2 separate regions of the Homo sapiens genome follow, and region 1 is linked to region 2. The links are chromatin contacts, found by Hi-C in ENCODE. All regions are on one chromosome and are shown on one strand. The core of a region is the stretch at or near the end of the contact, and the rest is flanking DNA. Distances in the headings are between cores, read along the strand shown.

What was found. Hi-C counts contacts between places; a loop is a spot of excess contacts on that map. Pooled maps may share reads with other maps.
Region 1: a loop to region 2 is called in a map of endothelial cell of umbilical vein, with 4 times the contacts of the local background. The contact joins the enhancer-like site here to the promoter of NDNF in region 2. A Hi-C loop is called at or near these places in 2 of 168 maps with a recorded cell type or tissue (endothelial cell of umbilical vein and naive thymus-derived CD4-positive, alpha-beta T cell) and 6 of 50 pooled maps.

The regions. Positions count from the first base shown.
Region 1 is chr4:121,152,883-121,155,696 of GRCh38, reverse strand. It overlaps TNIP3 (TNFAIP3 interacting protein 3), which reads left to right. Exons shown (of 11, transcript NM_024873.6): 5 at 1,018-1,146. Among named protein-coding and RNA genes, the nearest start is that of TNIP3, 10 kb to the left of the region's middle. Within about 2 kb of position 1,501, at least 3 of the 41 ENCODE cell types and tissues checked have a DNase peak (open chromatin) inside an H3K27ac peak, as active enhancers do.
Region 2 is chr4:121,071,240-121,073,939 of GRCh38, reverse strand. It overlaps NDNF (neuron derived neurotrophic factor), which reads left to right and starts at 1,405. Exons shown (of 4, transcript NM_024574.4): 1 at 1,405-1,947. It overlaps NDNF-AS1 (NDNF antisense RNA 1), which reads right to left and starts at 2,578. Exons shown (of 3, transcript NR_187407.1): 1 at 2,360-2,578; 2 at 76-190.

The sequences.
Region 1 (2,814 bases), core at 252-2,751, 82 kb before region 2:
CAAAATGTTTGCTATCTATTATACAAAATTAAGAGGTAGGAGATATTGTCTGAATCCAGAGCCTGTTGATGTTTACGCAGCTAACCTTCAGTTGTTTAAAACACTGCACTTCTGGATGACAATTTTAGATTGTCATCTAAAATTGGAGGAGTGGTGGCAGTTGGACTAGTTGATTTCTACCTTTTAAAAATAATAATCACAACAATAGAGTGCTCTAAATAATGATCTGTAATGAAAGGTCTTATTGGCCTAAGGATTATTCTCTTTTCCCTCTTTCTAATACAGAATGATGCAGGAATGAGCTTTGAGATATTTAGTATTGTTTTCTCACAATGAGAGTTTTTTCTTTTTAAGACTTTCAGCTATTTTTCTTAATCACTTATCCATCACCTAGTGACAGTATATAAGGACTTGCTTATCCTGCAGACCCATTTGTCTGATAATTGAAAGTAAGAATTGGGAATCCAGCACTTTGGGAGGCTGAGACGGGCAGATCACGAGGTCAGGAGTTTGAGACCAGCCTGGCCAACATAGTGAAACCCCATCTCTACTAAAAAATATAAAAAATTAGCCGGGCGTGGTGGCAGGCACCTATAATCCCAGCTACTAGGGAGGCTGAGGCAGGAGAATTGCTTGAACCTGGGAGGCGGAGGTTGCAGTGAGCTGAGATCACACCATTGCACTCCAGGCCGGGAGACAGTGTGAGAATTCGTCTTTAAAAAAAAAAAAAAGAATTGGGAATTTTGATTTTTTTTTTCCTGGGGTCACAAAATTTCTAAGATACTTCAGTAAATTCTGATAAAAGAAAGATTCCTTCAATCCTAATTCTAGTGTGCATCCAAAGAATATTGCTCAAATGGAACATTAAGTTTAAAGTCTTGCAGGTCCTGTTTTTATTGTATTTCAGAAGGGTGACCCCTCAATCTGCCTGCCATGGCTGATATATCAGAATTCCTACAATATCATCTCATTTGACTTGTACTGACTTTTATTTTCTTTTCTTGGTCTTAACTTCAGAAGGAAAAGGAACGCCTAAATGAAGAATTACATGAATTGAAAGAAGAGAATAAACTTTTAAAGGGAAAAAATACTCTTGCGAACAAGGAAAAGGAACATTACGAATGTGAAATAAAACGCCTCAATAAGGTATCAGTCAGGTCAAGCATGGGAGATTAAAATGAGAAGTCCCTGCATAAAACATTCTTACTGACAGTCGCAACAAAATCTAGGCTGCAGTGTGGGTCCCAGCCTTGGAGGCTTGCACAAGAAATTATCTGTGATTTTATAAATCACTCCTAGCTGCAGCTTTCAGTCATACTTGGCTAAGGAGGCTTTAGAGAATTTTTGTCCCTACAAAGATTCATCATGAGAAAGAGAAATGAGGAGGAATTACAGAGACAGTAAGAACATTTCTTAGTTTGAAGAACCACATAAAGCAAGTGGGTGTTTGCGAACAATAACGTATCTCTTGGTCAACCGCAAAAGCTTCCTCAGGAAACAAACTGCTCTTTAAAATGATCACTATGGAGTTGGGTGTGAAACACACTCTAAGGAAGCATGCTAAATGCAGAATCCAAGGCTGAGATGATAGCTCTCTCAAGTGCAAGCCTAAAACCTACTTTAAACCTACTTTAAAGTCAGAGAGAGGAAAAGTGTGCGTGTGTGCATGCAGGGGTGTGTGTGTGTGTGTGTGTGTTGTTTTATGGACTAGTTCATTCATGTTTTGGAGGAATGGGTCGCTAACTAGTTCAGGAAAAATAATCCTATACTGTTGACTTTTCCAAGAGCCAACCCATATGTGGAACATAGGAATGCGCTAGCACATGGTTGAGTTGAGATATGCCTCTCTCAACTAGATATTTCATGATAAAAGCAACAGAAATTGTCTTCTGAAACAAGAGTAGGTGATTGGACTTGAAACAGGTGCTCAAACCCTGTATTTTGGACCACATGCCCATGATTGTAGTTAACTGGTGTTCAGAGATGTTATTTAAAGATCCTCAAAGTATTAAGTATGTGCCTGCATAGTTGATAGGATGCTTTGCAAATGTGATCCTGTAGTAGATCTGTGTGTGGGACAAGTTATTCTTCAGGAGAAAATGGGAAAATGAGGATAAACTTCATAAACAATATACTTTATCCTCTAAGACAGAAAAACCATGCTCAGACATACAAATGCGGGGCAAAATCTATCTTTTCCCTTTTTTTCTTTTCCAGAAAATGTTGCACAAATGCATTAAAGGAACTATAAATAATTGAGATTATATTTAAAATCCTCCCATTTTTGATACCGTATTACAAGTTTTCTTACATTGTCTAGTTAATTTCCCTAAATGTAGACACAAAGATATAAACCTTGTAGATATTAGAACAGCCAAGAATGCTGTAGTTTTGCTCATGTCCATGTGCACTCTTCATGTTTGTGTATCCATATTTGTAGTTCACAGAAAATTGTTTCAAGTTAGAAAAATACAATTTTTCATCATTCCGGTGATTATATAATTTAATAATTCTACACGAAATTTTACATTTTAAAATTTTATGATTTTACAATTATAAAATCTCAATGAGAAAAAATAATTTGAGTAAAATCAGATCTTTATACAAATGTCACCTCTCAAAGATGACTTTTCTGGCTGTCCTAATTAAAATTACATACTATACTACTGGTATTTCCCGGTTTAATTTTTCCTTGGAATTTATTACTATCTAATGTATATATAATGTCTAACTTTTATGACTTTATTTGTTTTCTAGCTACTAATCTTGGTTGTTAGTTCCATGAAGGTAGGATTTTTGTGCCAACTCCTCCAT
Region 2 (2,700 bases), core at 156-2,655:
CTCTGTCTCCTCACCAGGCGGTGAGTTCCTTAAAGGCAGCACCATCACCTCTAAATCTCAGCACATAAGACATACCTGGTACACAGCAGGGACTTCGTAAGCTTTGTTAATGAATGACCCAGGGATCTGCTCTAGATCGTATCTCCTAAGTGGAGATACAATGAGGACTTTTCTCACCTCATTGTCTCATCTGCAAAAAATATGCTTGCACAGTGATCTGAAATGTCCTTTTCAGTGTTTAAAAATTTTACAAAACTATTTTATGTCGTGTAAACGGTTTTATAAATCCATTTCCTGCAGTGTTTTCATCTAGGAACCACAAAACTTTAGGAGCTGCATTGGTCCACCCTCTGTGACCAACTGTTTAGCAAAAAAGATCATAGTTCTTAATATGACCGGGATAAGGCTGATTTTCATCCTACCTACCTTAATTTCATTGTGGCAATAACAGAACTAGTGTTTTCAATACTGACACTATATCTTAATAAATAATTATATATTATTAGAACTTATATAAAACCAGGTTTGCTGGAAATCAGGTTCTCAGTTGCAAAAATGAGATCACCAAATCATTCGGTACTTTTTTTTTCTTGGTTTTCCTAAGCCCAGGCCAGGTTGCTAATTAGGTAACTTTTTATCATAATTACCTAGTCAGCCTTAATGGCTTCACACACTCTGCTCCGTTTCACTGGTCCTGTAGGGCCGCTTTTTCAATTGTTAAAACAGCTGCTGAGTTTCAAATCGGAGGAGGCTCGGTCTGCGCCGAGGGGGAAGCGCTCCCTGAGTGAAGGCTGTGATAGGCAGGCGTTCGGGTGAAAAGTGGGACATGAATGCACAGTTTGCACACTCTGCTTTCCGCCTCCAACCACCAACCTTCTGGATTTAACACGTCCCCCTCCCTGCCCCCAGATCAACCCCAGAGTTTCCCTCTATTGTGCACCCCGGTCTGCTTGACAGTGTGATGGTCCCGCGTGCGCGTCTCCTGGGTTTTGCAGCTTTGTCGGGGGCTCGGTGGGCCTCCTTCATTCTCCCCGAGTGGCGCTAAGGTTAGGACAGCAGCGTGTCCCTCGCGATGCCGCCCGCGAGGGTCCTGTTTGGGGAGCGCTGGGTCGCTGAGCAGGGTGGTGTGTGTGTGAGAGAAAGAGAGGGAGGGAGGGCTACAGGGAGAGAGAAAAGGAGGGAGAGGGTGTCTGTGTGTGAGTGTGTGTATGTGTATGAGTGTGTGTGTGTGTGTGTGTGTGTGCGTGCGCGCTGGCGCGCAGCGGGAGGGAGAGAAGGAGGGACGGAGGGGGAGGCAACGGGCAGAGGAGGGAGGGGGCGGGCGGGCAGCGGTGAGGCGGGAGGGGTTAGGGCTGGGAGGGGAAGAGACTCCGGGCTTCAGCAGTGACACTCGGGAGCGAACACACACTCCCCACTTCCAGCCGCGAGAGAGTGGAGCTAACTGAGCAGCGCACCCGCCACGGCCGCTGCCGCCCCGTGCGCCCGGCTCTCCCAGCACCCCGCGCGGCGCTCCAGCCAGGCGCCTGTGCGACTAGCGGCGGCCGGCGAAGCCCGCGCCAGCCCCGCGGGTCGCTGCGGCATCCTCCCGCCGCCCAGCCCCCGCACGCTCCCTGCAGTTTAAAAGGACCTCCCGCCGCTTCTCGGCGCTGCCCCGGGATTCCCCAGCCCCGCGCGGCTCCCTACTCCACTTCGCAGCAACTTCGGCGACCGCGCGCCGCCCGCCCTCGCCCGCCTTTGAAGTTTGCTGTGCCGACCGCAAAGTTGGGACACTTCAGCGGATTGAATTTTTCTCTTTTATCTGCCTCCGTCCCCGCCCTCCAGGCTTCTCGTTCCTGGATATTGGTGCTTAGCATCTTGGCAGGGTCCGGGGACGTGGACTATTTCGCACACCACACCACGGGGAGGGATTTTTTTCTATTTTCCCTACGAAAAACAGATCTTTTTAAGGTAAGTGGGGAGAGGAAAGCAATGCCCCAGAGACCCGACGCCTTAGCCCGCCACCCTGAGACCTAGCACAAGGAGCGTTCACGCCCGAAGGGTCATCCGAGATGGGGGCTCGAGGCACGCGCCCCCAAATCTTCAAGGCCCAAGAAGCTTCTCAAGGGCGCCCTATCCGTAGGAGCTGAGGGCATGAGGGGCAGGAGCAGGTTTCCCTCGTTTTTTTTTTTTTATTGTTGTTGTTGTTTGTTTGTTTGTTTGTTTTTAATTTAGCTGCTTTCGAAGCTGGGCGGCCCGGAGAGATGTGAGGAGGTGGACAGACAGCGCAAGGGCGGGGAAGACCTGGGACCCGGGAGCTCGGGGTGCAGTGGGGTCTGGGGAGCCGCGGAGCCTTTATCCCGGACTTAGCCTGGACACTTACTTTGCCCGCCTGCCAAGAGGGCTGTTGCCTCCCTTTCCAGGTTCATGCCCTCCGCCCGCCGCTAGGGAAAGTCTGCGGGACTGGGGTTTTGCAGAGGGCGTCTGCGTGTAGGGCGAAAAGCTAGAGGTCCAGGCAGCGCACGAGTTCTTGGTGGGCGTCTGGGAGCTGCGCAGCCGGGGCCGGGAGTTCGGTTGGCCCGACCCCCAACCGCTCTGGCTCCTCATTTGTCCTCTGCGTGGTAGGCGAGCATCGTTATAGAAACTTCCTTGGGCTGAGCGAGGTGGCCTGGGACCGGCTCATACTTTCTTCCGGAGAGCAGAGCGGCCACCGAGGTGACGCCC